2 separate regions of the Homo sapiens genome follow, and region 1 is linked to region 2. A link is an interaction called in ENCODE POLR2A ChIA-PET data of the cell type or tissue named here. Cell type or tissue: MCF 10A. All regions are shown on one strand. Region 1 has its middle 270 kb from the start of PPARGC1A. Region 2 holds the start of LOC124900679 (a long non-coding RNA gene).

Region 1 (5,000 bases), 53 kb after region 2:
TCTCGATGAATATTTGTGAAATGAACAATTCCTTACTGCAACCCTGCAGAGAAAGAAGTACCTCTTCTGACTGAGAGATTAGAGGTCTAAAATCCAGAGAGGTTAAGTGGGTCAGGTGGTTGAGAAGGAGAGCTGGGATTTGAGTTTGAGACTGTCAGACTTGAAAACCACTGAATTTCCCACAGTGCTCTACCTCACTTGGTATAGTAGATTTGTCCTGCCTACTTCCAAAGTCTAATCTTGTTAGTGTTCCACTAGTCAGGACTTAGGCAGAGAGTTAATTTGGCTGCTTTGCTCTCTCTTGCTCATCAGGGAGTGGCCTTTCAGCAGTGTGATCACTATATGGTCCCACTGACTTCCCAGCTAATTTGCTGCCTTTGATAGGGGCTCAGATATTTTCAAAAGCCAGACCTCAAATTCTGACTGCCAAAGCTTGCCCTCTAAGAAGTTTTATATAAAACATGGAATCAGAGCACAGCTGATGCTTGTACATTCAGGCACATGTAAACTCACAGAGAGGAAGGGAACTGACATGAGTTGAAAACCTACTATGTGACTTGTTTGTGATGGGCATTTGCATTTTATGTACAAAACCTAATTTAATTTAACAATAACTATTATAGGAAAGTGGTGATGAGAATTGGTTTGGAGGTCAGATAGATCTGGATTAAATCATGGGCTTTAGCATTTATAAGCTATGTGACTTTAGAAAATTTACTTAATCTCGGCCGGGCGCAGTGGCTCACGCCTGTAATCCCAGCACTTTGGGAGGCTGTGGAAGGCAGATCACGAGGTCAGGAGTTCGAGACCAGCCTGACCAACATGGTGAAACCCTGTCTGTAATAAAAATACAAACATTAGTCAGGGGTGGTGGTGCATGCCTATAATCCCAGCTACTCAGGAGGCCGAGGGAGGAGAACTGCTTGAACCCAGGAGGCGGAAGTTGCAGTGAGCCAAGATTGCACCATTGCACTCCAGCCTGGCAACAGAGCGAGGCTCCATCTCAAAAAAAAAAAAAAAAAAAAAAAGGTTAATTTCCTTGATCCTTAGTTTCTTATGTATAAAATAGGTCTGATATTATTTATCATATAGGCTGATTGTAAGGATTAACAAATAAGACAACATTTATAAATGCTTGTCCAAAGCCAGCATTCAGCAAATGTGATATCATAAATTATTATACTTTATCGAGTCTAAGATGCAATATATTAAGTACCGTTATTGTACATACCACTAAGAAACTGCTGTCAGTTCAACTATCATGCGCTGTTATCAGTTGTAAGATACTTTCTGATATCAGAGGTGATAAGATGTAGGAAAAGGTATATTTTAGAGTGATTGAAATATTATATATATTCTAGGTTATATAACACGTTAATAAATGGCAATAAATTAACAAATTACTGAAGCATCTAAGGCAAATAACTGGCTATTGGTTGCTAAGTGCTTTAGGAATCAAGTACTGACACCTTTCTTTATAGCCTTTCTCAATTATTCATGACCCTCAAAATCAAAAAGATTTTCCTTACAGCAATTCAAGCTGTTCCACAACAATTTAAGCCAGCTTCTGCCTGTTTATTTTACTCCAGAGATAATGAGGAATTGGTCAGTGTCCTCAGAACAGTCATTCATCTGCTTGTTAACTTATAACTTAAATGCCTTTCTTTCAGACTAATTACAATATAATTATCTAGGCCTGTAAAAGCTCACCAGTGCAATGTGGATGAATTCAGGGAAGTGAGCGATTTTAAAAGTTGGCCATTTAGAGATTCAACAAATACTAACGGAGAGCATGACATATGCCTGATCTTGTTTTAATGTTGAGCTTGGGACAGTGAGCTAGACAAGGTCCCTGCTCTTGTGGAGTTTGGCGGAAGACAGATAATAAATGAGTGACAAAGAAAATAATATTTTGGTTGGCAATGAAGTCTGACAAAAGCAAAGCAGGATAATGAGAGAGAAAGTGACTGATGATGAGGTTCTCATGGTAGAACAGCAGGGAATTTGCCCTGGGGAGATGTCTATTGGGCAACCTGAATGATGGGAGGGGAGGGAGAATATTCTGGTCAGAGGCAATAACTATTGCAAAGATCTCTCACAAAGTAGAGATGGGCTTAGAGCATTTGAAAAACAAAAAGGGTTGGAGAGTGTAGTGAACATAGGAGGGAGGGGGGAAGGAAAAGTGGGGAGGTGGGCAGGGGCTAGATCATGGCGGCATTCCTAAGCCTTGGTAAAGAAGAGTTTATTCTACATGTAAAAGGAAGACAGTGTGTGTTGGAAGGGTAAGGGGTTGGGGGAGTGGTTTTTTAAATTGAAAAGTGATATCTAATTTGCTTTTTTATTTTTTCTGACTTTTCTGGCTGCAGAGTAGAGAGGGAGAATTGTGGGGTGGGGGATGAGGGCAATAATCAAAGCAGGGAGACCAGTTAGAAGGATGCCGCCAAGATTCAGACCAAATCAACAATGGTGGGAATAGAAATGGAAAGATGGGGTTGGATCAGGACAGGTTTTGGAAGCAGAGCTCTTGGAATATGGATTTGGGAGGGTGAAGGAAAGAGAAAAAACAGGACTGACTCCTCGGCTTTGGGCATGAACAACAGGATGGATGGGCATGCTGTTTATTGAGTTAGGAAGAAGCTGGGGAGGTGCATATTCAGGGAGACACTTGTGGTCAAGTTCAACTACTCATCCAGGAAGAGGCAGATAGGATATGCAGGAGTTCAGAGAAAAAAATCACTGTTAGAGATATACATGTAGGATATTATTTAATGCTCAGGTGAGATTTTCTAGGAAGAGAATAAAGACGGAGTTGAGAAGATGTTTGGAGGAAGAGAAAATGGAGCACACCAAGGAGATTCTGAAGGAGTCCCCCAGAGGCTGACACTATTAGAAGATGAAGAGCTTTGCAGATCGATTCAGAGAAGAAAAATAAACAAAGGATTAAAGATGCTGAGAGCTGAATCTTAACTGCAGAGCAGTTGACCCATGATGGCCTGGGAATGTGGTTCAGGGCGACTTTTCTTGGGAACAAAATGGATGATGATCAGAGGATCTGCCATCTTTTATTTTTCAGAAACAGAAAAGTGAAATGACTTGGCCAAGTTTATGCAGCTAAGAAGTAATATTGCTGGGATTTGAACCCAGAGATTTTTGCTCCAGCATGTGGGTCCTTAACCACAACCCTATACAGCCTCTATGTGGTATCCTTGAATAAATTAAATTTGAAGGAGAAAAATGAGTGTCTTGTATCAAAGTAGCGAAGGGATGGGAACTGTGGATTAGCTTAGTAAAAAGGTATTTTGGTCAGCAACACCATTTGGGTAACAATGCCATTTTGAAACAGGCCAGGAAGAGTTATAATGAAAATAAACATTGTTTGGAATGGAGGCAGCAGGCAGAGTTCATTTTCTCTCTTTCCCTTTCAGGTAGTTCTGAACAATAAAAGCCACCAACCAGTATTCATATCTGATTAAACAAAAGTTAAAAAAAAAAAAAAAAGAGAGAGAGAAAAGACCGCAACAGCCAAGAGGCAAGCTTAATCTTTGGTATTTAGAATGATAAAGAGGAGCAATTGTGAAATCCACTTAAAATATGATTTCATGTTCTCATATACATTTTGAATTTATGGAGAACTGACTTCTGCCATTTATTCAGAGAGCAAAAAAATGCATATACTCTGCAGCTGAACTTATCATACCATAATGGGACACCTAGCATTTTCCACGAGTGATTGATCTTCTCCACCCCTTGACAGTCCTTTCCTAACTGTTACCAAAAAATGGAATACATTTCAAGCTTCTGTTGAGTTGAATTGAGCAGGCACCAAAGAAGACACTAACACTTGCCAGCTTTAGTAAGAAAAAAAAAAATAGCAAGTGGGGAGGGTGGGGGAGTGTCTGCTTCAGTTTACTAAAAAGGAAGAAAATTTCAACTGGGAGAAACACCCGGGGGTGGATATGTTAATTGGAATATTCCCCACTAAGGTTAAATAGAACTTAAACACTGTTTGAAGCCTGTGTTATATATCCCAAAATACATACTGAACCAGGAGGTAAAGAAACTGGGTTTTATTTCCAGCTGTGTCGTTGATTTGAACAAGTTGTTTAACCTGTCTTTGGGGCTCAGTTTATCCATCTCCAAAATGAGAAAAACAGAAAGCCAGGGTTCATATTCAAAGCTAAGGGTCCTGTTCAAATTTGAGTTTTATGATGAGTGGATCTTATTTCAAAAAATATTAATAATCATAGCAACAGGAAGAAAGAAAACAGCTGGGTATAGGGGTCTATACATTCTCATTTTGCATGGACCCACCCCCAATTATAGAGATCCTAGTGCTTGCTAGTTCCTTTCTTGGATCTCTTGTGGATCTTGTAACTTGCATCTGCCCACTTGGGTGACCAACTCATTATGGTTCGCTCAGGACTTCCCTGGTTTTAGCACAGAAAATTCCATATCCAGGGAACCTGCTCAGTCCATGTCAAACCTAGAGTAATGTTCACTCTAGTTTCCACTGGACCTTAGGTCATACTTGCCTCAGTGTTTGTGTGTTTTTTGTTTGCAGCTAAACCACAAGCTTCATGAGGGCACAGGAAGTTAAACATAATGATCATATTCCTCTTGTATTTTTTTTTTTTTTGACAGGGTTTTGTTGTATTGCCTAGGCTGGAGTGCAGTGGTGAGATCTTGGCTCACTGCAGCCTTGATTACCAGGGCTTAAGCAATCCTCATGCCTCAGCCTCCTGAGTAGCTGGGACTACAGGTGCACGCTACGTTTTGTAGAGAAAGGGCTTTGCCATGTTGCCCAGGCTGGTCTCCAACTCTTGGGCTCAAGCTGTTCACCCACCTCGGCCTCCCAAAGTGCTAGGATTACAGTCACAAGTCACTGTGCCCAGCCCTCTGCTTGTCTTTTTGACAGGGAGTGTTAGATCCATAGTATGTCCCTCTTATAAATACTTCACAGATTGATTTGTTTCTCAAATGCACCTTAAGATCTTAAGCAT
Region 2 (5,000 bases):
GATGCTTGCTGGCTTTTCTAGAAGCAGGCCTTGTGGTTCTCGCTGAGGGCTTACACATTAGGGGGCTTAGTTTGTTATGCAAGTTGGCTCCAGGATCCCCAACAAGTTGCCCAATTATCACCATAAGCCTTTTTACTGTTGATGTACACTAGAGGATTTTAGTTTTAGCTGCCATTTTTGAGAGTATACCAGGCACCAGGCATTGTTATAAATACTTAGAATACATTATTCCATTTAATTCTCATGACACTTTGGAAAATAGAAAATTATCTGCATTTTACAAGTGAAGAAATGCAGCTAGAGACTCAGAGAGGTTAAGTAACTTGTCCCAGATCACACAGCTAATACATGTCAGAGTTGATACTGAAACTTTAATCTGCCTATTACCAAAGCTCAGGCCCTTAATTATGACATTATTCAATAGTCAGTTATGGTATGAAGTTAATTCATGAACATTTCTTTCAGCACCTAGAATGTTTTTATAGGATGTGCAGATATCAAAGCTGCATGATCGGTAAACAATGCTGCTTTGATTTTATATGGATTGTGCTCGAAGATCAAAGTAGAGCCTAGGAAAGACATGAGAGATGTGGTTTGAGTGAGAAGTTGGACTTACATCAAGAAACGTCTTGAAGATTATATGAAAGAGTTTGGACGGCATCCTCCAGGATGTGGGGAAGCCATGAGTATGCAGGCAAGTGAGTCACATGATCAGATGAAGTTGTAGAAAGGGCGTAGAAAGACGTGTTGGGGAACGGTGAGCCAATAGACGAGGAATCTAGTTAGGAAGCCTTTGGAATAACCCAGAGAGTGATGATAAGACATTGGCTGGCTTAGGCGATGAAACAGTAGGAAATAGCATCGTGGAGGTAGAATATACCTGTGCAAGAAAAATTATAGCTAATATTTGTTAGTACACTACAGCCATATACTTATTATTGTTTTGCTCATTTAAAAATGTATGGACTCATTTAATTGTTACAACATCTCTATGAAGTAAGCTGTGTTAATTTCCCTATTTTACAGATGAGATGGAGGGACAAAATGGTTAAGCAACTTGCCCAAGGGACCTACGTTTATAAGTGGCTGAGCTTGGATTCCATCCCAGTCCATCTCACTCCAGATCTCGAGATCTGGCCAATATGGTATCAGATTCTGAATCAAGGTGAAGTTCAGGGTCCAACTTACCTTTTCTTAGATATACTAGCCATGCACGCACATAGGGCAGATACACCTGTCTATGTAGGACGAAGCTGGGGACACAAGAAAAGGGAATTGGCCTTAGTAAATTTGCTGGTTCTGTTGGTGTCCCCTTCTGTATCCTGGCAGCTCCTTCATTGCTGCACTCAGGGGAGTGACATTCAGCTTCCTTTCTAGTTACCTCACTTAGGTAAGAATTACCTTCTATATTGAAGTCTCTGGTGAAATTGAGATCGGAAAACGAGTTCAGAACTGTCTTTGTAACTTATAAATGCATATTTTGGGCACACGGCTTAATATCTTTGAATTTCAGGTTTCTCATTGTTTAGAAGAGGATGATAATATTTTTTCATCTAGTCACGAGTTTAAGGAATGAATATTAAGCACCTACTATGAGCCATGCACGTGCTAGGCAGGCTCTGGGAATAACAAGACATGAAAAAGTTCTTGCCTGTGCCCTTAAGAAGTTCAGCGTCTAGAGTGGTTGATACAAGTAAGTAAGTAAGCAACTGCAATTCAAAGAATCAAGGAGATAATATTCATTACAGTTTTAAAAAATCTGAAGTGCTTTAAAATGGTGAGCTATTATTGTTATTAACTCTATTAGGGAGAGTGAGGAGAGAGAGTCAGAAAATGCCAGAGAAATCTAGGTTGGGGTTGAGCTCCCTGCATCTCCTAGGCTCCCACTGGGAGAGGTTCCAGGAGTACAGTGCCCTCCGTTGAAGGCGCCGCAGCTCCCGCCTGCTTTTGACCTTTCTGGAGAGTGCTTGCATGAACACACTTCATTTTCAAAAGTTTAAAAATACGCACTTGGAATTGTAGATGATCAAGCATGAATCCCAGACCATAAGTGGGTGGGAGAATTGTGCTGATCTGGGAGTGCACGGGGCCACATGCCCTTGCAATTTGACGTCAGCACAGTCCAGGAGGTGCCCAGCGTCTGTGCCCCTCTGCGTGGTCAGTGTGTGATGCAATGTGTTTTCACAGACTGTGAATCAATTCCCTCCAGGGAAAAAAATAACAAAACACTATGCTGATTAATTGGATAGATCACTGTTGAAATTCCTGATTTTGCAATATTTAAGTACTTTCTCAGCTAAGATGGTGAAATAGGGTAAGCAGAAAATAAAAGCCACATGCGTTTATTTTACTCAAGCTCCTTCCTTTTAGAATGTTAGCCTTTGAGTTTCCAAATTGGGCAAAGAAGTGATTATCAGGAATACCTTAATAAAAGGTGGTATGATCTCTATTTAAGAAAACAACTTTATATTTATAAATCCTTTGTATTTTTGGTAGCACTTTAATACCAGTGATCTTATTTAATCCTTCATGCCAACTTTGTAAAGTAGGTGGAACATTCATAATTAGATTGCAGATGATGACACTCAGGACAGAGAATTTTTGACCTTGTTCAGAGTCCTCAAACCTAGGACAAGGAGGGGAGGAGAGGGTGAAGGAGGTGAGCATTTATTGAGCAATTACTATGTGCTAGGTGTTTAGTACATAATTGAATTTGATTTGTCATACAATCTTGAGAGATGACTGTTCTTCTTCCCGTTTTACAGATGGTTAAACCAAGGTTAATTAGAAGCTAAGTTGGGGATTTGATCTTAGATCTCCTTGAGTTTAAATCAATAGTCCTTTCTCTAGTCTAATGATTTCCAGCATTCTCTGATTATGTGCTCCTATCAGTAAACTTTTCTGAGCATATACCTCCAATAAATGTGTATTTGTTTATATACAAATTGTATGCATGTACTATTGTACTATTACTTTATGAGCATAATAAAGCATACACATGAAATAAGAACATTAAGATGCAGAGATATGAATGGAAGACACACTGTTTTCTTTCTGTACCCCATTTTGTAGACTACAATCTAGGCAATGCTCCTTTCTTGGCAAGTTAGGGGCACAGGTTCATGCCTACAGCTCATAGAAAAATCTACTAGCTAGCACAGGATACTTTAGGGCAGGACTTCTCAGCAGTAGCACTATTCACATTTTGGACCAGATAATTCTTTATTATGAGGGGCTGTGCTGTGCCCTGTAGGATGTTTAGTGGGATCTCTGACCTCAACCTACTAAATGTCAGTAGCAGCCTATGCACAGCTGTGGCAACTGAAAATGTCTCCACATATTGCCAAATGTCCTCTGCTGAGGAACAGGGAGAAAAATTTCCCTGTGTTGGGAGCAACTGCTTTAGGGTAATCAGTAGGAATGTTCTCCTCCTCCTTGCTGATGCCCAAAGAAGAAGTCATCAGGCAGCACCTGTTTGGAAGACATTTTATTTTGCCTGTTTTAGATTCTTCCGGAGGACCCCTGGGCTTGGTTCCAACCTGTATCCATCAGCTCCTGAGGTTGGCCAACCAGAACGGAGGTCTAGCTGTTCAGTGATGAAACCGGCCTTTGAATGGCTCCTGTCCCCATGCATATCACATCTGATTTTAACATCTCATTCTTCACTGCCGATGACTTCGACAAGGCCTAGTGTGGAAGACCATAATGGTGCATTGTGGGGTATAGTGGGCTTGGTAGCTAAGAGCATGGGTTCTAGAATTAGGTATATCTGTATTCAAATCTGCATTCTGCCATTATTATCTGTGACCTTTGAACAATTCCCTCTACCTCTCTAAGCAACTCTTCCCATCACAAAGTGCTGATAAAGCATAAAGAAGAAAACACTCTCATTATAGAGTTGCAATATTTAACACAATGACTGTTCCTAGCTCTTAGTAGTAGCTATTATTTTGATTATGAGGATAATAACATAAAACACTTTTGCCTGGCACATAGTAAGCACTGGATGAATTATACGTATTACTGTAATATATAATATAAATATGAATATATATATATATATATATTTTTTTTCTGAGTTTGGTGAGTTTGATTGCAGATTCCATGAAGCAGGGACCAGACTTGCCTGATTTGTCTTTTGGTCCTTATTGCCTAGTTCAGTCTGACATATAATGGGTACTCAGTAATTATTTGTTATGAGTCAGTAAACGTGTGTATTTTTCCATGTAACCATCAAAACTGTGAGATCACTGTCTGTTTTGGTCTGTTTTACTATCACACATAGTGGCCCTGGCTAGGTAATGCCCCTAGAAGTTCTCCTGTCCACTTTATCCCATGCAGCCAGGGCAATGAATGAGTATATTCACTTCTACCATGGAGGGAAGGCAGTTCGAACTTCTCCCTTCCTCTCTCCTTCCCTCCCTCCCTGCCTCCTTCCATCCTTCTCCCTTCCCTTCCATTCCCTTTTTTTGAGACAGGGTCTCTGTCACCCAGGCTGGAGTTTGGTGGGATGTTCATAGCTCACTGCAGCCTCACACTCCAAGGCTCATATGCTCCTCCCATCTCAACCTCCCTAGTAGCTGGGACTACAGGTGCACACCAATGCGCCCAGATAATTTTTAACATTTTTTTTTCTAGAGAGAGGGTCTCTTTATATTGTTCAGGCTGGTCTCAAACTCCTGGTCTCAAGTGACCCTCCCACCTTAGCTTCTCAAAGTGTTGGGATTACAGGTGTGAGTCACTGCACCCAGCCCCAAACTTCTTTCTTATGACTTGAAGCTCATGGGAATTCTTCAAAATTTTATCTAGCCAATGGAAGGGCAGAAACTTAATAATCAGAATTGTCTAATTGTTCCATTAGATTTGACTGTGATGACTGTTGTCATGGTATTTTCCTGAATTCTATTTCTTAATGCAACTTTGTTTATATGGTTTCAGGTTTTTTATTTATTCCTTATTTCCTCTGGCTAGTTTTAGAAAAATTAGAACACTTTTGTGGC

What was found. ChIA-PET counts read pairs that join two places held together with the same protein. Peaks named below come from ENCODE experiments on the same cell type or tissue, not always from the same donor. Only the 100,000 strongest peaks of a DNase experiment are listed, where the experiment ranks them.
Region 1: POLR2A ChIA-PET joins it to region 2 with 6 read pairs; 2 of 35 experiments call an interaction of 5 or more read pairs at or near these places.

What each region holds. Positions count from the first base shown.
Region 1 is chr4:24,155,235-24,160,234 of GRCh38, reverse strand. It overlaps a transcript of PPARGC1A not described here. Among named protein-coding and RNA genes, the nearest start is that of PPARGC1A, 270 kb to the right of the region's middle. In MCF 10A, no CTCF peak of the experiment used is centred here; a DNase peak (open chromatin) is centred at 2,004.
Region 2 is chr4:24,207,750-24,212,749 of GRCh38, reverse strand. LOC124900679 (a long non-coding RNA gene) reads right to left here and starts at 4,779. Exons shown (of 2, transcript XR_007058075.1): 1 at 4,703-4,779; 2 at 3,473-3,687. It also overlaps a transcript of PPARGC1A not described here. In MCF 10A, no CTCF peak of the experiment used is centred here; DNase peaks (open chromatin) are centred at 2,119 and 2,619.